3 separate regions of the Mus musculus genome follow, and all the other regions are linked to region 3. A link is a loop called in an ENCODE intact Hi-C map of the cell type or tissue named here. Cell type or tissue: left cerebral cortex. All regions are shown on one strand.

Evidence for each region. Hi-C counts contacts between places; a loop is a spot of excess contacts. Peaks named below come from ENCODE experiments on the same cell type or tissue, not always from the same donor. Only the 100,000 strongest peaks of a DNase experiment are listed, where the experiment ranks them.
Region 1: it touches region 3 in a loop (3-fold over the local background); 6 of 42 quality-filtered maps call a loop at or near these places.
Region 2: it touches region 3 in a loop (2.2-fold over the local background); 3 of 42 quality-filtered maps call a loop at or near these places.

What each region holds. Positions count from the first base shown.
Region 1 is chr8:104,941,612-104,949,611 of GRCm38, forward strand. Ces2f (carboxylesterase 2F) reads left to right here and starts at 5,745. Exons shown (of 13, transcript NM_001079865.2): 1 at 5,745-5,843; 2 at 6,433-6,643. The coding sequence starts at 5,768. In left cerebral cortex, a CTCF peak has its summit at 3,247; no DNase peak of the experiment used is centred here.
Region 2 is chr8:104,752,976-104,760,975 of GRCm38, forward strand. It overlaps the pseudogene Gm6831 and the pseudogene Gm18475. Among named protein-coding and RNA genes, the nearest start is that of Ces2a, 23 kb to the left of the region's middle. In left cerebral cortex, no CTCF peak of the experiment used is centred here; DNase peaks (open chromatin) are centred at 4,763 and 5,442.
Region 3 is chr8:105,214,324-105,222,323 of GRCm38, forward strand. Cbfb (core binding factor beta) reads left to right here. Exons shown (of 6, transcript NM_001161458.1): 6 at 1,581-3,666. The coding sequence ends at 1,603. Among named protein-coding and RNA genes, the nearest start is that of D230025D16Rik, 6.9 kb to the right of the region's middle. In left cerebral cortex, CTCF peaks have their summits at 24 (motif pointing left) and 3,767 (motif pointing left); DNase peaks (open chromatin) are centred at 3,377 and 3,773.

The sequences.
Region 1 (8,000 bases), 270 kb before region 3:
TGACCATAGTGACACAAATAGGGGCAGAGGGGGGACATCTTATGTCATTCATTAATTTATAGGTTTGTTTGTAGGGTTTTTTTGTTTGGTTTGTTTGTGTTTTTTATTTTGTTTTGTTTTTGTTTTTTAGGCTTTTTGTTTTGTTCTTTGTTTTTGTGTGGATTTTTGAGAAAGGGTATGTTGGAGTGGTAGCCCTATACAACCTAGCATAGCCCTACACAACCCAAGGCCATGAGTGCCTTCTGTCTAGAGGCCTGGGATAACAGGTGTGTCACTATTCCAAGAAAGGTATTTGAAAGTCATGACTTTTTCCCTATGATAGAGGTAAGGAAGGCATTCTGGGTAGTAATGAGCCCAGGAGAGCTTCCATTAGAGGCTGGGACCAGTCAGGGCAGGATAAGGAAGGTTTAGCCTGGATCCTGGCAGGTGTGGGGTGGACATATGCTGGGCCTAGGGTCAGGCTAAGTAGGAATGGCAAGTGTAGCGCATGAGCTGGCAGCTGCACGCTGTGGTCAGGACCAAGACCCTGGTTCCCCTCCTGTCTGCAATCTACCTCACTGAGGAGAAGCTGCTTAGCAGGAGGAGGGTGTACCAGACCAAGTTTACATGACATATATGAGTGGACCCCCTCAACCTCCCTAGTCAGGGAATTCCTATCCAGGGCTCCCCTTACCTGTGGTGACCTCATCAATATGCATGGATTCTTCACCAATAGGAGCCTCCTTTACAATGCCAGAGCCCACTCAGACAGGAATATCTTGTGGGTACCAGTCACTGGTTGTCTCCCCACAACCTGGCAGGGATGTTATTTTGTCTGTAAAAGAAAGGACAAAACAGTTCACATGGCTCTGCCACACAGAGCAGAGTTCCTTACATCCGGACACTTGCACCTCTGAACCTCTCTCCCCTTAGCATGCTCTAGCCACTATCTTGACCCGAATCAGGAAATGAGTCTTTGGCTCAGTAAAATTCAAAATGCCCAGTGCCTTACACTACTGGAAGTCTATAGTTACAGGAATCCCCAAAGAAATGGCTACCTCGTTGGTCCTTGTTTGGCCATGATGTACAATGCCTACAGTTGGATATCTACCATACTCTGGAAGCCTGATGGATGGTGTTCTGGACTCAGCCCCTGCCCTAGAACATCCTGGAGCTGAAGGTGGCTGAGGACAGCCACATGTAACTATAGCAAGTTATGTCAGATTTTGTACTGAGCACAAAGGGGATCAGCCTGTGGTGCCCAACACTCTGAAGAGATAGAAAGGAGCCCCAGTGGATGCCAGATTTTCTCTACACCCCACTAAATCTGTGACCTTCCTCTCTCCTCGACTTTATCTTCATCCTATCCTATCCTTTTCTCCTCTTCTCCGAGGCCTAGAATTTCTCAAATAGAACAGCTACTTTGTAGGTTGTTGACATGGTGGCTGTGTGTATAATTTCCATGCCTACTCCTCAGTGAGTCCCAAGTTTTCTCATACTTACACTGGCCAATAAAATTGTATTAATCTCATCTTTCACTACCTGTAAGCTGAGGTAATGTTTAATCTTGGTTGTCGATTTGATAAGATCAACTAAGAAACTCACCTCTGGGTGGGTCTCAAAGGACACTTCCAGGAAAATTCCCAATGGAAAGAAAACCTCCCCCAGAGTATATGCCACCTTTTGACTGTGTCCTACATATAAGGAGATATTTAAAAACCAATGTTTCAAGCTTGCTTACTTTTTTTAATGTGTCCATCTCTGTTGTTGCTGCTGCCTTCAGCCATTATTATGAGATGAAGACCAGCAACTCACTAGGAAGCTTCCAGGCCTTCCATACCAGATTGCAACTGTGAAAGCATTGAGATTGGTAAACTGAGCAGAAACTGGGGTTCTTACGGTCTTCAGGCTTCCTGTGGCCATTGTTAGAGTACCCAGCCCCTTAAATACAAGGCTATTCTAGTAAATCCCCTTCTATAGCACATGTGTACTCCATCAGTCTTGTTAGTCTAGGGACCCCTGCCTAATACAGTGATTATAATAAAATCATCACAAACTGCACATTAGATGCTGTGGCTGATGCTTTTGTCCCAGTTACGAGACAGAGACAGGAGGATTGCATGTTCTCAGTATTTCAAGAGTAACCCCCTTGTTACATGGGCACTGCATCTCAATAGTACATATTATATATGTAAATGAGTATATATGTCATATGGGATAAGATATATACCACACGTATATGTATATTTTATATGTGTGTGTGTCATATACTATATAGCTTATAAACAGATGAAATACGTTCAGTTTTAAAGACAAAGAAGTCCTAGAGCCAAGATGACAGTAGACCTGCTGTGTAACAAGGATAGCTCTCTGGACTGAAGATTTTACCTTATGTTCTCATAAAATATAAGAGATAAACAATGGTGCTCATGATTTGATATCTTCCTAACAGCTCCAACTCTTAATTTTACTACATTATAGATTGGGTTTCAACATATAATGCAACTTGGCATTCAAGATAATCAATTCATCTGTACCTTTCCCAAGTGTTGAGTGGCACAATTTTTTTTTCAAAGAGAAGTGGGTCTAGAAATCTTCATTAGCAGAGCTGAAATGTGTGTGTGTGTGTGTGTGTGTGTGTGTGTGTGTGTGTGTGTCCATCAATCTGTCTGTAAGTCTTGTGTCTCTATCTGTGTCTGTGTTCCTGTCTGCTAAAGTTTGTTCTCATTATCGCAGTCAGGAAATGCTATGATATTCACATTTGCATGCTTAGGACATCTGGAAACTATGTGTCTGTCAGGTGTGTCCTAGAAGTGGGGTGTGGTATCAGAAGGTCCAGAAACATCCCATAACAGAGATCCCTGTTTGACCTCTGAGCAAGTCCACATGTGGAGGGGCACATATGTCCCAGGAGCCCTCCTGGGTCCTTCTGGCATGACAACTATTTTATCTCCTGTGATTTCTTTTTTATTCTTACCTTAGTGTTGTCCCTAAACTCTCATGCTTTATGTCTCTTTGCAAAGGTTACAAAAATGTATTCCATTAACCCCTGGGTTCTTCCAAAGCTTTTTCCTTCCATCATAAAGAGGTTGGTTCCTTCATTCTCTAGACCCTGGCACTGCCTTATATCTCTACCTGTGCCCACCTTGCCCCACTGGGGTACAATTTTCTTAGGTTGGAAAAGTCCTCCTTTTTCAATTCACTTTGTTGAAGACTAACCACAGTACACCATCGTCCAAGTGATGGTTTTTGTATTCCTCTCTCTGAACACCAGGGGACAGAAAAGAATTGAAAATATCCTTTAGCCTTGGCTCAGTAGCTGAGCAGAGAAGAACCCTTCCTTTGAGTGCAGAAGAACTGAGGCTAATACTTGTCCTGGGAACTTGCGGGGTTACTGAGCTCCTGCTGCACACATGCATCTGTGAGGTCCCCATTTCTGTGGACATACAGACACTTCACAAAATGGCCTTTAGAATTTCAGTAGCTATACTATTTTTTAATTTTTTTGTTTAATGATTTCTATGCTACCAAATTTGCCCATTTTCCAGCATAGATGGACACATTTTGCCTAAAAATAGGAGCTATAAGACTACTTCTTTTATGGGAAAAAAGTTTTCTTCAGATCCTATGTAAATCATTACTTAGTCTCTGCTCCTAGGCAACAACTTTCTAATGCTAAAGTTTGGCAGTTGCATATAATTTGGAAACATCAGAGCCCTGGAGGTTCTATCATGGACTAGGAGTCTTTTATGAACTTTTTCAATCTGTTTTAGTGTGTGTGTGTGTGTGTGTGTGTGTGTGTGTGTGTGTGTGTGTGTGTGTGTGTGATTGCTGCCTTCTTTTCTTTGGGTTAAAGACTTGGGAGTAGATAGAATAGGTGTGTTTAACTTCTAAAGAAACTGTCAAACTGTTTCCTATAGTGACTATATCATTTCACATCTTCTCCAGCCATGTATGAGGAGATAGATACATGGCTCCTAATCCTAGCCAGCACTTGGCCCAATGGGAATTACCTCTGATTCAACTGAATGGGTATGGATGATGTATCATTGCATGTGTTATGATGAATTTTTGAGACTCTGTTTCTCTCTCTCCTTCTCCCTCTCCCTCTCCCTCTCCCTCCCCCCCCCTCTCTCTTTATTTCTTGCTCACTTCTCAATTCTGCTTCCCTCCAATGCCATCTTTATTCCATATCTTTACTATGGTCTTAACCATCATTAACACTGGGCCTCTGAATGGCGGTACTGTAAGAGGCAGTGCATATGGATTTTTCTAAGCTGAGTTAAAATGGTTTGGGAATAAGAAGTACCAGGATGTCCCAGGAGGCATAAAAAAATTGGTTCCTTGACCTCGATCTTAGAGAAACTGGGGACTTCTCAGGACCCCATGAGCAAGCATTTCATTTGGTTATAGAACTGAAGAAGGAAAAGCATTTGGCAAGAAGGGCTGAAACCACAGATTGAACAAGAGTGCATTGTAAGGATAATATTGAATCAAAAGCAGGACTTGCAGATTGGAAGGAGGCAGGGGAAGCCATGACTGTTTCATGTCAGAGGAGCCAGAAAAGAACCAAAGAAAGAAGTCCTGCCACTCCCAACTGTGAATCCCTAAACTGTTGGGGATGGGAAAGTGAGAGCCAAAATCAGTTCTCAGAGGGAACTCAAGGCTGTCTGGTATGGATCTCTGCACCACTTCCTCCTGGAAATCAAACCAAGCTAGGTGGGAACTCTTCATCCTGTAGTCACGGATGTAGTCATCCTGTAGTCACCAGGGTTCTCTAAGATTCTGAAACTGTTTAGAAGCCTGTGTCTCCAGCTTCTTCATAGGCTCTGAGAGCCCAGACTCTCATCACTACTGGAGCCATGAAATGTCACTTGTTGTCAAGTGGAGGTGATGGGTGGCCAGGTGCCTACATGGGTAAAGAGACTTTCAACAAAGCCTGAAGATCTGAGTTGGATCCCCCACGTCAACATGATGGAATGAGAGAACTGACTCCCAGAACTTACCTTGTGACCTTCACGTTCATGTCATGGCATGTGAGTACTCACGCACCTACATACACACATACACACACACACACACACACACACACACACACAATAAGTAAATAATTAAATGAACAAACAAACAATAAGAAAATGGTTTAAAAAGTGTTTCCCAAGTAAATAAAGGACTGTGTGTTGATCTGTGCAGGAGCTAGCTACCAGAGGAGACACAGTATAGAGATGGAATGAATGTGACTAAGAAGTGCCAACATTCCAGTGTTTCAATGACATAGCCAGGATTTCTGGGAGCAGTCCATGGAAGTCCTAAGATCACTGTAATGGTCATGGTGTTCTGAGCTCCAGCCATTGAGCTTCTATCCATTTATAGCATCTTCCATATTTGCCTACTCAGAGAAGCCCCCCACCCCCCGATTTCTCCTGTTACAGCGTTTTGTCCCCTGACCTCTGCAACAGCACTGACCTCTGCCAGTGAGCACAAGAACAGTGGTCATGGTGGATCTGGGTTTGAAGACAGAGCTCCTGATATCTCAGAAGAACTGCAGAGCACAGAAGCCATCTGTGCCTCCCCAAGAGGCCAAGGAGCAGAAACTGCAGAGGTGTGTTTTTCCTACAGCTGGTCACTGATTGTCTCCTGTCATTTCTGCGTTTAGTTGTCAGGAAGAAAAAAACTTTGCCCCACCCCACGGACTGTCCCACCTACATTCCTTTTGGTCCTGTCTGGGCAAGGCCTATATATTCTGCTTTCAGTTCTTGAGGAACAGATTCAGGCCTGGGAGCCGATCATGCCAGTGCACAGACTTCCTGGATGGCTGGATGCTGCGGCCTGTGGGCTCCTGGTTCTCCTCCTCCATGTGAAGGGTGAGACTCCCTAAGTGGGGTGGTGGGGAGCAGGGTCAGAGCAGCCCAGGTCAGTCAGAGGCTGAGCTTGTGGGAAGAAGGCACCATGGAGGGAGGAGTTCATCCAGGTGACAGATGAAAGCATGAGGAATGTGAGCCACCCAATGCACCCACTAAAATTCATAGAGTGGGCGCCATAGCACACTGGGGGTCAGAGCTGTCGAAGACTACTGCCTGCTGAGGATCCAGCCCAGTGTAAAGGGCTCCAAGGAGCTGGACCTGAAGGTCAGGAGAAGAGCAAAAGGGGCATTTCCCACATCTATGTGTGGCTGTGACTGTTCCTAACTTTGGGTAATCATAACAATAACACCTCCGGGCTGCCAAATGGCTCTGAGTGTGTGACCTCTTTGGCCAGAGAAATGCTGTGACACCCTTCAAAGGGGTACTAGGAAAGGTTCCTGGGCCTGGGGCATAGGGGAGCTGTTACAGCTGAATTGAGGAACCCTGGCTTCCCTTCCTGTGAGCTCTGATAATAACAAAATGGGAAATTCCACGACTTACCCAGGCAAGTGATTCCAGAAAACTAACCCGGATGATATCTCGCCAACAGGTCTTGACTCATCAGAGGCCAGCCCCATCAGAAACACACATACTGGACAGGTCCGAGGCAAGTTTGTCCACTTGACAGACATCAAAGCTGGAGCCCATAACTTCCTGGGGATCCCCTTTGCCAAGCCTCCTGTAGGACCACTGCGCTTTGCACCTCCTGAGGCCCCTGAGCCATGGAGTGGTGTGAGAGATGGGACCTCACAGCCGGCCATGTAAGTTCTGGACCCAGAGGGTTTCTGGTACTGGGGTGAAAATATGTTCCAACATCTAGGCCATGCGGAAGTGTCTCCTCCCTCTTGGCTACAGAGCAGTTCTCTGCCTGTGATGAGGGACATCTTCCATGCATTTTTCTGATGCATATGCTAAGGATTAGAATGGAACAACTATGTCAGACTACTGGGTTAGAGCTTGGTACATAAAGGGAGTTAGCTCCCAGTGCTACAGTGGAAAACATATCTAAAGTCATCCCAGAATCAGATTACGTCAAGTGAAGGGGCCCAGAGTCTGGTGTCATGCACTACAAGTCCCTTGGGAGGGCAGCAGTAATGAGTATCCTGCAGAGTCACCGTGGCAACCCAGAAGATTAAATGCCATTGTCCAAGGAACATGGATGAAAGCTTCCACTGGAGAATATATAGGAAAAAGAGATTCCCTGAGAGTCGGGACATGGGATGAAGGATTTCTTATTCCCTACAGTACAGCATTGTCCATCCATTCCTACAGCCCCATTGTAGAAACAGCACCCAAATATCCAGATACCTGACTTTCATTTGCTGTTGCTGTAATAAATGTACCCTGACAAAAGCAGCTTAGGGAAGGAAGACATGTCACAGTTCCAGGTTACAACCATCATGGGGGAGGGGGAGTATTTAGCAGAGGTCACAGTAAGGAAAGCTGGTCACATCACGTTTGTAATTGGGGAAAGAGAGCAAAGAATGCATGATTGCTTGCTGATAGTCTGCTCACTCTGACTACTCACTCAGTTCAGAAGTCCCTTGCTAGGGAATGGTGACACCCACCATAAACAAGTATTCCTACTTTGGTTTATGTAAGCAAGATAATCCCCACAGGCCAACATATTAGACAGTCTGTCCTTGAGACTCTCTTCCCATGTGATTCTAAATAAATCGTACAAGGAGAGGGGGTGAACAGCACCACCGGCAGTTAATCATTTCCACAGAGAATCCAAGACGTCTCAAAGTTCCAGTCTCACAAAGGTTGCCCCCACTCAACTGGAGACCTCCCTGGAAATCTGGACGCCTCTCAGCCTCCACAGAGCCAGTGACCCTTACCTTGATATGAGATTGTAGAGAGGAATCCTGTGTTAGAGGAGGTGTTGAGGGCGACTAGAAGAAAATCCTAAGGGTCTACTTTTTTTCTTTTCTTTTAATTTTGAGGTTATAATATAAGTACATCATTTCTCCCTTTGTTTTTCTCCCACCAAGCCTTCTCATATATCCCTTCTTGCTCTCTCAAATTCATAGCCTCTTTTGTCATTGATTGTTGTTACATGCATATATGTATACACACACATATTTCTAAATATAACCTGCTTAGTCTGTTTAATAG
Region 2 (8,000 bases), 460 kb before region 3:
CTTTGAATGATGGTGCAGTGGGTGACAGAGCACTTGGGACTTTCCCTCAAGTCATGTTATACAGCAGCCTAAGAGTAAGAGGACAAACCAGGCTATGCAGATCACATAAAGAAGCTACTTTGATCTTGTTAAGCTTGGAAGAGCTGGGGAGGGAAGCTTTCAGTTCCATAGCCAGCTATTCCTCCAGAGAGGGAGCTAAGAAGAGACAAACATCTGCCTAGACAGGGCCTGGAAGCCCAGAGAGTGTGAGGGAAGACACTAAATTTATAGCACACCTTATGGGTGAGATGATTCTTATAGTGCACATTCTAAATACAAGGGAATGATCCTTTAGCCTTGGTTCAGCAGCTGGGCAGAGAAGAGCTCTTCCTTTAAGCTTTGTCGTCTAATGATTTCTATGTATCCAAATTTGCTCATTTACCAGCATAGATAAGTAAATTTTGCATAAAAATATGAACTTTCCTACCACCTACACTTAAGTATGAGACTATTTCTTTCACTATTATTCTCTATGTCAATCACTGTGTGGTCTCTGTTCCAGAACAACTGCTTTCAGATGCTATAGTTTGGAAACTGCATACAATTTGAAAACATCAGAGCTCCATCTGTCTTATCATGGTAAAGGAATTCTTTGTGACTGGTCCTGTTACTAAATAAAACCCCTTTGAGAGTCAGCTATGTCATTTGGTTGACAGTATAATTCCACATATTCATACAACACATTTTAGCCACTCCTCAGTTGATGCACATCTAGCTGACCTTATTGTGACTGTTTTTAACTGAGCTCTTACGAACTTTTAAAAGTATGAATCTTTCTGATTGGTGTCTTCAATTCCTTGAATTGAGGATCTGAGGTCGAATTACTCAGCCACAGGATAGATATGTTTCACTTTTAAAGAGACTGTCAAACTGACATCTATAATGACTCTAACATTTTGTATCTCCTCTAGCCATGTATGAGAGTGCTAGTGTTTCCGTATGTCTTTGCCAACACTTGGATCTATGGATCTTAAATGTGATTATACTGAATGGGCATATAGAAGTATGTTATTAATGGATTTTCATGGAGCTGAACATCTACATTCTCTCTCTCTCTCTCTCTCTCTCTCTCTCTCTCTCTCTCTCTGGTGTGCATGTATGTGTATGTGTGTACCTGTGTGTGTCCATTTCTCACTCTGTCTCTTACATCTCTGTTTATCTCTCATGCTCTCCATACTCACCCCCTCTTTCCACAGAGCAGAACCTGAGTATCTTCTTCATTTCACATTTTCGCTGTGGCCATGGCCATCACCAACACGGGGCCTCTGAGTGATGGTGCATTGAGGAGCAGAGCACACAGGGATTTCCCAAGCTGAGCTACAGAAATGTCTGGGATTAAGAAGCACAGGGACACCCAGCATCCATTGGGATCTGGCTTCTCCATCCTCAGATTGGAGGAACTTGAAACTTCTCAGCCCTCATGGTCTAGCAACTCTTTGGTCAGGGAACTTGGTGTAGAGAGAACAGCTACCATAAAAGGCTAGGACGACAGACAGGACAAGAGTGCATTGGAAGGTGAAATTCAATTAAAGAAGCCTCTGTTGATTGGAGAAACCAGGAAAAACCGTGCTGGGTTTTGTCAGGGAAGCAGCCAGAGAGACAAAGAAGAAGTTCTGTAGTGCCATACTGCAGGCTCTGGATTATTATTTGGATAATTATGATAGCAACTATAATTAGGAGCCAAGGTCAATTTGCAGTGCTACTAAAGGCTGTCTGATAGCCACAACACTTCCTACAAGGATCAGGCTGGACTGGGTATGGACTCCTGATTCTTCATTCTTTGATACATCCTGTCGGGGTTCTTTGTAATTCTGAAACTTCTATTTTTAGATTTGTATATCAGCTTTATCATAGATTGACCCCAGTGTTGGAGCTATTAAGGCCCCATTAAATACTGGTCATATGGATAAGAATGAGATTGATCTGGGTGTGGTAAGAGAACATTCCTCCAATTATGATGAGCTGAGTTCCACCTTGAGATTGGCACGATGGAAGGAGAAGATGGACTTAACACGAATTCTCCTTTCACCTCCATATATGAGCCATAGATGGCCTGGGAGCACCCACACACGCATATGCCCAGGAGCAAAGTAAAGGCAAACACAGTGATTTGTTAATTGGCTGAGTGAGTGTGAAGTTGATCTTGGCAGGAGCTGGCCACTAGAGGAGACACATCATAACAGTGGAGAGAACAGGGGCTGGGGACTCTAAAAGCACCAGAATGTCAGTGTGTCTTGCTGAAACAAGGGTGACCTAATGGGGAGAGGGTCCATGCAGATCCTAAAATGATTGTAGGGTCCAGGGACCCTGGAAGCAGGCTCAGTAAACTGAGTCTTCAAAGCTCAGATGTTTTAAGGATGCAGGCCACACTCAAAGTGCATGCATTTGCCCATCTCTCCTGTGACATCTTACTGTAACCTTCTCATAGAAGCCATTTGGCTTCTCTTGTTACAGCTCTCTGCTCAGGTGAGGGGACAGGGTTTCTGGTATCCCAGATGAGTTCCAGAATTCATGATGTGCCTTTCCATAGGGACAAAGAAAGAGCAGAAACAGCAGAGGTGACTTTGCCCTGACTCCTGGCCGTTGGCGCCTATCACTTTTCCCTAATCACGTCTCCTACAAGGAGAACTTTGATCGACCACAGGTTCCCCCACCTACATATTTTGGTTTAAATACCAGCCTGAGCAAGACTTACACAGTCTGCTTCCTGTTTGTGAAATGTGGTCCTCCTAGCAGCACAGACTCAGAACAGGAGAGCTGGCCATGCCACGGAACCAACTGCCTAGCTGGCTGGATGCTGTGCTTTTTGGGCTCCTGCTTCTCCACATCCACGTGCAGGGTGAGGCTCACTAAACAGGCATGGGGCAATGACTGGAGTCAGAGCTGCCAAGTTCTGCTTGTTGGAGCTGAGGTCCTCTGGGAGGGAAGGCATGGAAGGTAGGGCTGATGAAAATGAGGCATCGAGGTTCTCAACCTGTGGGTCATGACCATTGAAACACCATATTTCTGATGGTATTAGAATCACCTGGACATGCGTTTATTTTCATTACAACTTCCTAACTGTAATGTTGCTTTTGAGTGGTTTCTCAATTCCTATGAGCATGGAAATATGTGTTTTCCAATGGTCATGTCCCACAGCTTGAGGATAAAAGTATGAGAAATGTGCCTACCAATTCTTCAACAAAAACACACACATTTTGTGGATCTAGAGGGCCAGAGACATCTAAGATCACTCTATAGTGAAGAGACAGTTTAGTATTAGGAGCTCTGGAGAGAATAGCAGGGAATTCAAGGAAAAAATGTGCAGGTATTTTTCCCTCCTCAGTGTCTGGCTATGACTGTAACTACTACTGAGCTTTGGATAACAGTGCTAATAATCATGAATTCATGTGGCCAAAGGGCTCTGAGTCTGTGACCTCTTTAACCAGAGAAATGCTCTGGGACCCTTCAAAGGGGTAATAGGAAAGGTTTCTGGTCCTGAGAGATAGGGTAACTCCCACATTCATACCCCACAGGTAAACTGAGCGGGCACTTGGGGCCTGGGGTGGGGGAGCTTGGGTTCCTTTCTCCTGTGCTCTGGTAACAATGAGATGGGAATCTCACAATCTGCTGGCATCTGATTACAGAAAACTAACCCAGATGGCATCTCTCCACCAGGTCACAACTCACCAGAGGCCAACCCCATCAGAAACACACACACTGGCCAGGTCCGAGGCAGGCTCGTCCAAGTGAAGGACACTAAATCTGGTGTCCACGCCTTCCTGGGAATCCCCTTTGCCAAGCCTCCTGTAGGACCACTGCGCTTTGCACCTCCTGAGGCCCCTGAACCATGGAGTGGTGTGAGAGATGGAACTGCACATCCGGCCATGTAAGTTATGGGTCCCAGAGGGTTTCAGGCAGACTGTGTTCTGGGTTCTGGGCCATGCTGAAGGGTCTCATCCATCTCAGTGACACAGCAGTTTTCTCTCTTTGGGGATGAGTGCCCCATGGGTTTTTCTGGTGCTGTGCTAAGGTTGAGTAGAACAACTAGGCCAGGCTTCTGAATCAGAACTTGGCACTCATAGGGAGCTAGATGCAGGTACTATTTTTTCCATTAATTTATTTTTTCATATTACATTGGATTCCAGTTCCCCCTCTCTTCCCAGCGCCCCCTTATGTAGTTCCTCTTCACCTCGAAGAAGGGGGAGGTCCCTTACAATGAAGCAACCCATGCTGGCACCTCGTGCCACTGCGGGACTATGTGTATCCTTTCCCACTGAGGCCAGACAAACTGGCCCAGTTAGGGGAGAGGGGAGTAGGATCCAGACACAGGCAATGAAGTCAGGGTAAGGCCCTGCTTTCATTTTGGGGGACCCACATGAAGACCAAGCTGTACATCTGCTACAAATGTGCAGGGGACCTAGGTCCAGCCTTTGTATGCTCTTTGGTTGGTGGTTTAATCTCTGAGAGTGCCCAAAACTCCAGGTTAGTTCACACTGTTGGTCTTCTTGTGGAGTCCCTATCCTCTCTGAATTCTTCAATTCTTCCCCCAACTCTTCTACAAGACTTCTCAAGCTCCAGCTAATGTTTGCTGTGGGTCTATGCATCTGTTTTGATCAGCTGCTGGGTGAAGCCTTCCAGAGGACAGTTATTCTAGGCTTCTGTCTGTGAATCCAAGTTGACAGAAACAAACATAGCCTGCAGCCCCAAGGAGGAAGGCAGGCCTGCAATATGTCTGAATAGATCTTTTGAGAACAGCTCAGACCATTCCCCCCTAAATTGGCAGGGGTTGCTACTAGTTTCATTTATGTCTGTCTCACAAAGGACATCTGTGTATCCAGGCCAGAAGTGATGAATATAGATGTCAACAGTGTCTTAACGGGTTGTTTTATTGTGACAAGGCTTTGGCCAACACAGAGGGAGGGAGGCATCAAGGTCTCACAATGTGTCCCTGTGAATCCAGTACTTCTGCAGACACTGTGTTGTTTCCACTATCCATACATAGATCTCCATGCAGATATGATTGAGCGGCACATTCAAAGTTGGATTCACAGTGATCTCCAAGGAATCCAGGTGCATAGTCACAGATGTGAGCCCCAAGAGCATCCTGACTTGTGGCTCCATATAGAAATGGCTGGGATCCACAGTCAGGAATTTCCAACTCAGTTTATACCAAAATACTATTGAGGACAGACACATGCGTATCTTCCTATATATTGAGGCATACAGCACCAATCACACAGGGGTAAGAAACATATTTATCCATGTTCCAGTCACAATGCCTTCCTTGGTATCCAGGCACACAGAAGCAGGAGTAGCCGTTGTTCCATCCTGGCACAAACCGCAGTGTGGCAAGGTCTGAAAGCACTCTCATTCTGAGCTGTCTCACAGAACCTCCTGCATATGCAGCATGGCAGATACAGGCATGCTGCCCAGGGTTTATGTGGCAGGTGCCTCCCTGTTGGTAGCAGTTTCCAAGGTCTGCCCACTCTACCCAGGATGATATTGAACTGCAGGCTCTGTTGAGAAGAACAAAGATAAAATTGTTCACAGATTAAAATTAAGCCTGGTGTCTGTGTCTCAGTAGGAGGGATCTCCAGGCATGAGTTAATGTGACCTATTAGGCATTGGTCATCCCTGAATCCAGAAGAATAAACTTCAGGTAACTGAGGAGTGCAACAATGATCAATCCGTGCTAACCCCACTCTCATGGTCACTATGACAACCTATTGGGCCAAGTGCCATTAACCAGGAAACACGTGTATATAATTAATTCCCACTGGAGACACTTCAGGCAAAAGAAGTTCCCTGAGAGTCTGCACTTGCGATGAAGGACTACTCACTACCCTTTAAGGCAGCATTGTCCACTGAATCCTCTGGTAGCTGTATGAGTCCAACACTCCAATATTTCAACCTTAATTTGTTTTCTGTTGCTGTAACAAAGTACTGATAAAAGCAAGATAGGGGAGAAAGCCACTATTAGAGGCTCCAGATTACAATCCACCCTTTGGTAAGCACAGAGAATCAAAACTACAGGAACTGCTCACATCACAGACATACCCAGGAACAGAGACTAGAAAATGCTTGCTTGCCTGCTAATGCTTAGCTCACTTTTTTATTCTAATACAATCCCATGAATGTCAGTACAGACAGCCATTCATTTCCATATTGACATCTAGATGTTTCTCTATCCCAGACTCAGAAAGATAACCCAGGGTCCACACGACTGGCAGTCTCCCTAATAATCTGGCCCCGACACAGCTTTCACAGGCCCTGCGGCTTTTTCATTGGGTGGAAAGGACTTAGAGAGAGGATATGTGTTCACAGGCACCATGAGGAGAAGCAGCTGAATGTGGCTGAGATAAAAATCTGCAGACTCACATGGGGTTTGGATCACCATTCATGTCTTGGAATGTCTGTCTGCTCTTTTCATTAGGTGTCTGCAAAATCTTGAACTACTGTATCCAGAGGGCCTGAAGGAGATGAAACTGAACCTGTTTCCCTTCTCTATGTCCGAGGACTGCCTGTATCTCAATCAACATCTACACACCAGCCCATGCCCAGGAGGGCTCTAGCCTGCCTGTGAGTGTCAAGATATGGTCAGAGTGGGGAGAGGGCATTTTTTCAAGAAGATTAGAAGGGACAAAAGCAACCTGAGTTCCATTGCAGAACCTGATGAACCTGATGGACCTCTTACTTTACTTGGGTCAAAGAAGGCAGTTGAAACCTGGGTACGGGACAAAGAGCACTAGACCACCAAACCATCAAAGGCTCTAGCTCTTGATAAAACCAGAACCCATTCTACAACTCCTGATCTGCAGAATCACTTAGGGGCTCAAGACCTCAACACGGAGGTCACCCAAACGTATACTTTTGGATGATCTGTTGTGACAATGATGGTTGAGGATCCTTTTCATTTTTAATCTGGAGAAATATCCATGGATACACCCCCCTTTGTTCTACTGTGAAGACTCTGAGTAATGATGACATCACTCTATACATAGAAGTATTAATTCAAAGTGCAACACATGGTGAGAATTGGGACTAGAAGCTACTAGAGGCCCAGGCTGTGCCCAAGGCCCTGAAGTCCTGATGATTTTTATGTATTTCTGTAGCTGCACAGAAGCACAGCAGTTGATATTCTAGTAAGCAGACTAGAGAGCTTGGGCAGGCTAGGAGCCTCCTGGCATCTCTCTTGACTTCTCCAGGTGATGGTGTGGATCCACGGTGGTGGACTGGTTGCAGGCATGGCTTCCATGTATGATGGATCCGTGCTGGCAGCCACTGAGGATGTGGTGGTGGTCACTATCCAGTACCGCCTGGGTGTCCTGGGTTTCTTCAGGTAAGTCTGGGGCTGGGTTGGGAAATGATTTGCTGATCACAACCTAGACAGTCCTTTGATCCATGTCCCTTCCACTTCTCAGCACTGGGGACCAGCATGCCAGAGGCAATTGGGGATACCTGGACCAAGTGGCTGCCCTACGCTGGGTCCAGCAGAATATCGCCCACTTTGGTGGCAACCGTGACCGGGTTACAATTTTTGGCGAGTCTGCAGGTGGCACAAGTGTGTCTTCACTTGTTGTGTCCCCCATGTCCCAAGGGCTCTTCCATGGTGCCATCATAGAGAGTGGGGTGGCCCTGCTGCCTTACCTTATCTCCAACACCTCTGAGATGGTCTCCACTGTAAGTGCTCCAACACTGCCGCTCAGTCTTTATATTCTGGTACTTTGGTGTTCTGTTCATTGGGAAAATCAAGGACCATGGAAGGTAGTTTCTTGCCAATCATTTCAGAGAAACTCAGCGGTTAGTATCTACTCACCTCTACTTCATACTGAGTGACTACGCTATCTGACCAGCAAACTAGTCGTTGAAGCTTCTATCATTGGCAAAAGAAGTAAGCATGTGCTTGGTAGCTGCTTCATTGATTTTTAAAAGTGCTTGGAGTGCAAGCCTGAGGACATAAGTTCAAACACCCAGAATCT
Region 3 (8,000 bases):
GGCTTCCATAGGCTCCTGCATGTACAACACACACACTGTTAAATATAATAAAAAATAAATCTTTACTTTTAAAGTTGTGCATGGACCAAAAGGGCTCTATATTATATATTTTTTACATTGCCATACATGATATTTTACTTGATAGATGTTAGCTATTAAGTGGTAATTTAAATAGGGTATGCATTCTTCAGTCAACCTTGAAATGCTCAGTGTTTGTAATTACTTTTACTTAATTGTTAAGTACTGTTTAAAAAGATACTTAAAGGTGTGTACTATTTTAAATTATAAAACTAATATTCTGGATTTAATTCCTTTTTTTTCTTTGGTTTTTCAAGACAGTGTTTCTCTTTAATCCTTGGCTGTTCAGGAACATGCTCTTTAGGCCAGGCTAGCCTTCAACTTAGAGATCTGCCTACTTCTGCCTCCCAAATGCTGTAATTAAAGGTGTATGCTACAACTGCCCAGCTTTGGATTTTATTTCTTGCGCTTTCTAGTTAAAATTCATTGAGCGAAGATTAAGTTTATTGTCATATTTTTCAGCTAATTAGTAAATAATACATATTAATATTTCTGTGACTCAATTTCTTTTTGTTTTGTTTTTGAGAAAGGGTTTCTCTGTGTAACAGCCATGGCTGTTCTCAAAACCACTGTGTAGATCAGGCTGGCCTTGAACCTACAAAGATGCCCTTGCCTTTTCTGACTGCTAAGATTAAAGGCATGTACCATCAGCCCAGCCATTCAATTTCTTTATAAAATGGAAAATAAAAAATAGTACCTTTTTAAGATGTTGAACCTATGTTCATTCATGGAGAGTACTTGAAGACAATGCCTAGCATTTAGCTGTTGCTTAAGTAAATGTGAGCTGCTACGAAAAGAAAAGGTTGCTTCTAAGATGATTGATCATTGGTGTAGTAAAGTGAAACCTCTAATTCTAGGCTGCAGAGACGGCTCAGTGGGTAAGGGTACTGCCTGCTCTTCCACTATTCCAGAGGTCCTGAGTTCTGTTCCCAGCAACCACAGGGTGGCTCACAGCCATCTGTAATGGGATCTGACGCCCTCTTCTGGTGTGTCTGAAGACACTACAGTGTACTCACATACATCAAATAAGTAAATCTAAAACAAAACAAGAAAACAGTTCTAGTTCTAAAAATAAAACGATAGAGTTTTCTTTTATCTGTAGTATGTGTGCATAGTATCCTTTTGAATATGAAATGATTACTATTGAGTATTACAAAATATCATATATAGTTGTATGTCTTGCCTGTTAAAATATTGGTTGAGGCCGGGCAGTGGTGGCGCACGCCTTTAATCCCAGCACTTGGGAGGCAGAGGCAGGCGGATTTCTGAGTTCGAGGCCAGCCTGGTCTACAGAGTGAGTTCCAGGACAGCCAGGGCTACAGAGAAACTCTGTCTCGAAAAACCAAAATAAAAAACAAACCAAAATATATATATATATATTGGTTGAAAAGTTTTTCATTATGAACATTTTTTGTATGACACTGTGTCTTAATATCTTGTATGTCTGTCATTTAAGTTTTCAAACCACATTCATGACTTTATTTCGATTTTTGTCATTGCAGGCAAGAAGACAGCAAGACCCTAGTCCTGGTTCTAACTTAGGTGGCGGTGATGATCTCAAACTTCGTTAAGTGGAGCACAGCTTATGTGCCCCATCTCTACACACACTGCTTCTAGTTGGTATAAATAACTCATTGGGCGACCAGAAACTGTGACAACTGGAGGGACTGCAGTTGGTTTCATGGCCTGAGGCAGTGAAGACGTCACCCACTGCCATGGTTTTGCACTATAATGCCTGCATTTCTAATTTTTAAAATATGTAGCCAGTAATAATTTGAAATTTTTTTCTATGCAAGCTTATCTTGTTGGCATTATTTTAGTTGTATCGAAAGTATATACTTTCTTCATTTTAACTTAAAAGCTCATGTCATTTAGAAACAAGATAAGAAATTAAAATTTGTATCAGGGTTGCTTAACATTCTTTTATACTTTCAGACGAGTTGGTTATACAGCTTTCCTCCTTAGATAAGGGTTCTTGGTTTTTGTTTGTTTTCTCTACATCATTTCGTGTTTTTGTATTCTGCACCATTTTACAAATGAAGATGTGTTTGCAGTTATTTTTTCCAGCTATAAACCTAGAATAGAGCTGTCTGCCACAGCCTCCTAAAACAAACGTTTACAGTTGTTAAAGCCACAGTATCCTTTCAAATGCTGATAGTCACCCTATCCCCTTTAGACAAAAATTCACATTAGTATTAAATTTTGTCTCAGACCCTGTTTCAAGGTATATCTTGTAATCATGAGTTTGGGTAGAGATGCTCTTCACAGGTGAGAATGCTCTACAGAAATGCCCAAAGAAGCCACAGACTGGCTTCTGTTTTATTCAGGGATTTTTTTTTTAATCAGTCAGAAAAAGGATACTGGAACTTGTTGTATGTAACAGCATATTAAACTGGAGGCAGTGATAAATCAGCTACACAGGTAAATTGTGTTAAAATAATGTTTAAGATAGCTGCTTTCATGTGTATTTTGTATTTTGTATTGCATGCTTTTGTAGAAACAAAATTGGGTGATGAAGATGAGTCTTAGAAAATGTTCATCTGGGCAGAAGATGCATTTCTCCCATTGATTCCGGGCAAAACATTCACAGATATAGATGATGGTATTTTACAAAAGGACTATTAATAGTGCCTTTTGAGATGAATCAATGTAACGATATTTTTAAAACAGGCTTAGTGTCAAATTGCAATTTTTTAAATATAAAACTGGAAAAAGTGCTAAGTCATTGGCACATGCTTACAATACTTTCCGTGGTCGTATTCATTAAATGTTACTACATTTCTGAATTTTTGCAAAAATGTATTTTATCATAAAATGGCATTATTTTAGAAAATTTTAAAAACTGACATGGTCAATTCAGAAAAGTCTGAATAAGGTCATTGCATTTAAAAAGCATATAAAGATACTTGATTGTGGAAGTGTGTCTTTCATTGTATATAGGTCTTATAATTCATAAACAAGTACCCTGTATCTCAAAATAAAAATATTTGTTATATATTTGAAGTCGTGCATGATAAGGATTGTGTTTGAATTATTATAAACAATAATGTGTTACAGAAGCTGATGCTGACCTTGTGTTACTGAGCACTATGAATGAATTTGCTTGGTATTTGGTGTTGTACAGCTCACATGTTTACACTCTCAGTGCCCTGATGCCTCTCGGGAGTTACCTTTTTAAAGTGATCCTTTCTTTTTTAAAATAACATCTCGGTGGTACATTTTCTCTGTTGCTTCTCGCCAAGAGCTTCCAGTCCGGCAGTCAGTAAGATCACATGGTGTTAATGTGGCCGTCCCTCTGTAAATAGCAAATGTTCCTTACTGGTTCTGCACTGCTTCTGTCTGTCTTAATGCTGGCGTTAAGATCATAAACTCCTTTTCTTCGGTAGTGCAGGCTTTGAAAATTAAGTTATTGATGCAATTTCATATTTTTCATAATCTGTATTTAAAATGACATCATTGCATCATTTTTTAAAGATTCATCTCCATTAAAACTTGCCTTAAGCTTCCAGATTGCTTTGCCGTTAGCTTTACTGTATATTTGTATGTTTTATTTACTTTCACATTAAAATTCTGTGTACTGAAAACAAAGTCATGACTCTTTATTGATATGTGATGATTTCTGTCTTACTAGCTTCAAGTCTTTGATCCTTTATAACAGTTTTTTTAAGGACAGCAACAACAGTGCCATCTAGTGGTCATATCTTCTAACTCCTTTAAATCAATGTACAGTAACTTCCCATTACATGATGTGGTTTTCAAAAAGTCTGAAGTTGAGTGTGGATATAGGAAGTAGGGGCAGGAGGATCAAGAGTTCAAGGTCATTCTTGGCGAGTTCAAGGCCATCCTGGGCTGTTCTCAATAACCAAAATAGGCTAGAGAGATGACTCTGAAGTTAAGAGCTTTAGTTATTGCTGAAGGTTATAGTAGGAACAGGAGTGTGATTCCCAGCACACAGAATAGTCGGCTCACACTCACCTCAGTACCCAGGAATCAAGCGCCTCTTTCTGGCCTCTGTGAACATAGCGCACATCCACATGGATACACAGATGATTGATAAAAAACAAAAACTTACAAAGGTTTTGTAAGTATAGACTATGAAAATGGGGGCGGGGAGGCTGGAGAGACAGCTCAGTGGTTAAGGGTACTGACTACTCTTCCAGAGGTCCTGGTTTAATTCCCAGCACCTACATGGCAACTCTGTATATAACTCCAGTTCCAAGGAATCTAAAGCCCACATATAGCCTCCTTTGGCTCAGGTACAAATGTGGCACCCAGACATGCCTGTACATAACACCCATACATACAAGAAATAAAATTTTAAGACAAAAACTTAGGGTCACATCTGTAACCCTGTTCTTAGGCAGCTGAGACAGGAGGATCACCATGGATTTATACCATAGAGACCAGATCTAGAGAAAGCCCCTCCCCTATCCACCCCCAGGCAACAACAGTCTCAGGGGTTTATCCATTTTCTAAGGTATGACCTTAAAACAGTGACCTCGGGGGAAATTTCTAACATTATATATCCTTCCAGGCTATTTTTAGAAATTATTATGTGGGTATTAAACCCAACATTCCTAGAACAGGGATCTACATCAGAAAATTACTTTAGAAGCATTCCATAGGTTTGGTTTGTAATAAACAGGTTTTATACAAATAACAAAACACCTGCCCGGCGTGGTGGCACACGCCTTTAATCCCAGCACTCGGGAGGCAGAGGCAGGCAGATTTCTGAGTTCTAGGCCAGCCTGGTCTGCAAAGTAAGTTCCAGGACAAAAAAAAAAAAAAAAAACCTTATATACTAAATTGACACAATTAGGATTTTGAACCAGTATCAGGAAGACCAAAGCAGGAGGATTGTGAATTTAAGACCATCCTAAGCTATGCTACATAATAAGACCCTATTTAAAAAAAAGTATTAAACAATTTTAAATTTCAACTATAAGAGAGGGTGAGGTGAAACCACTGAAGCAGACCAGTTCACAAGTAGAACGGAAGGTTTGCTGGGGGTCAGACTGCCAAGGCTATCTGTCAGGAGTTGGGGGACAGAAGAGCAAAATGGGGGAGAACAAGCCATTTTTACTGTGTTAACAGTGGGATCTTTGAGCTGCTGATATAAACTGGATTGACCAGGACCTAGATGCCTTTACCTGAGGTAGTTGACCTTTAGGGCAGTCGATTAAGAGAGGCTCCTGGTGGCTTAAATGAGACTCCTGATAAATAGAAACCCAGAGTTTCAGACAATGCCACAAGCACTGCCCTTTGGGGGGGGGGGGGGAGCTTTGGACCTAACACTATATATTAAAATGACAATATTTAAGGTAGCTAGCTACGAAGGAATTTTAAAATTGCTTATATTGCTGCTATCAATGTTAGCGAGATTATAAATCAGTAATGAATTATAAAATGGAAAGAGCTCAAAGAAAATGTTGAAACTATATTAATGGTTTTAAAAAGTATTAAAGTATCTGAGGATGGAAAGATAGCTCAGCAGTTAAAAGTACTTGCTCCTGCAGTGGATCAAGGTTTGGTTCTCAGCTTTCACATGGTGTCTCAATAACCATCCTACTTCCAGCTAGCAGTGGCTAGAACAATCTTTTCTGAACTCCATGGGCACTAGGCATACACAGTATTACATATAATACATGTGCAAGCAGGACACTTAATCATTGAGGATAGTTTAGAAGAAACAATATAAAGTGACTGCCCTAAAAAGACATTGTCTCTGACCTCCTGGAACCTAGTCTATGCCCAAAATTGATCCAATGTAGTAGCAACCTTTAAATTATATAGGAAGCCTTGGCAGTTGCACTGTCTGTGCTGGTCTGGGTAGTTAGAGTCAATCAACCTGAGGAGACTTCCAAGCCGAAAGCTACAATCAACTAGAGAAGATACTGAATGCACATAGCCGGCTGGTCAGAGCTTAGCAGGTTTGAAAGAGCATCAGATAAGGGCTACAGCATGGGTGAGACAGGAGCAGTGCTCAATGTATTATGTCAATCAAATGGAAGACATTTGGACCAGGACAAGAAGTGGCCAACAGATTAGGAGGTTTGAGAAATTTTTTGGTTAAAGATCAAAGTGATCTTTTAGATATAGTGGCCTGGTGGGTATGGAGACTCAGTGTTAAGGGGGAAATGTATAGGCACTGCAATTTTTAAAAAATTGTACCTTTTTTTTTTTTTTTTTTTTTTTGGTTTTTCGAAACAGGGTTTCTCTGTATAGCCCTGGCTGTCCTGGAATTCACTTTGTAGACCAGGCTGGCCTCTAACTCAGAAATCTGCCTGCCTCTGCCTCCCAAGTGCTGGGATTAAAGGTGTGAGCCACCACCACCCTGCATTTGTACTCATTTTTATCTGTTAAAAATGGTCTACTTGCCCGGCATGGTGTCGAGGTAGCTACTGTGTTATCTTAAAACATAACAAAAGTCTCAAAAAACAAAACAAACGAACAAAAAAACCAACAAAAGATGGGGCTGGGGAGATGGCTCAGTGGTTAAAATCTAGTTTCTGAAAAGCCAACAGCTTGAAGTCTTTGAGCCAAATACCAATGGTACGCCTAAGCCTTATACAGCAGAACTGAACACTGCCAACCATTGAGACAAACCAGAAAGGAGATGGTATCATAAAGAGGGGTTTGGAAATACCTAGAGTTGACGTGCATCTTCTATTTTTATTGGGCCAAGCTAGTCTCCCCCAGAGAAGACCACTCAGACACAGTCTAAGAGCCAATTCAAGTCTTTATTCCAACCAGAACCCCAAGTGTAGCCCCAAGTCTTTTACACACACACACACACACACACACACACACACACACACACACACACCCTGTCTGGAAAGCCCCCAAAATTCTTTTCTCCTAACTGCAAGATGCTAGTTACAGAAGCTGGAAGGGAAGGCCCAAGGTTCCCTTCCTGCTGCTGAAAGCGGAGTACATAATCACAAAAGCCAAAATGCTCGGTTAACAAAAATAAGCAAGGGCAAGCAACCTTTCAAAGAGCCCTCAGCCTTGAGTTATTTTTCTCCCCAGAACTATTTTCCTTAAATTCTCCCTTACAGTTACTGACACTTTACTTAGCAAGACAAAAATTCATCTGTGGTACCAAAATGGAGTTACCATAGTCAACTTACAGCCCTTGTCACAGCTGCCGCGCTCACCTTCCAAGTGGAGGGAGGGATTGCAGTCCAACTTTTGGCTAGAAGAATCAGGATGTTCATGGCTAGCTCTAATGACTACCACATACATACATACCACTCTCAGTTATTAAATACTTAAGTGTAACTGTGTGATAGTACTTGTTTAGCATGTACAAGGCTCTGGGTTGGATTCTCAGCACTACAAGAAGAAAGAAAAGAGTCCAGCCTTTAATTCCAGCACTTGGGAGGCAGAGGCAGGCAGATCTCTTGAGTTCAAGGCCAGCTTGGTCTACAGAGCGAGTTGCCGGACAGCCAGGGCTACACAGAGAATCCCTGTCTCAAAAAAAAAAAGGGGGGGGGGGCTGGAAGAGATGGCTCCACAGTTAAGATGGCCTGGTTCAATTCCCAGCACACACATGGCAGTTCACAACTGTCTATAATTCCCATTCCAAGGGATCAGAAGCTGGCATACAGATACAAATGCAGGCAAAACACCAATGCACATAAAATGAAAATAAATCATAATTGAAGAAGGAAGTTACTGTTCTTGGTGTATAACTGGCATATCACTGGAAAGCTCTTCTGAGGAGATTTCTTTGTCTTTTAAGCCCGTCGATAGCTTGCTTTCCAAGTTAGCACGATTATTACCAGAAAGAATGCGTGCTCCTCCAGCTCCTTTCTTAAATGACTCAGCCATCCACCTGATTTAGGGGTGTGTGTGTGTGTGTGTGTGTGTGTGTGTGTGTGTGAGAGAGAGAGAGAGAGAGAGAGAGAGAGAGAGAGAGA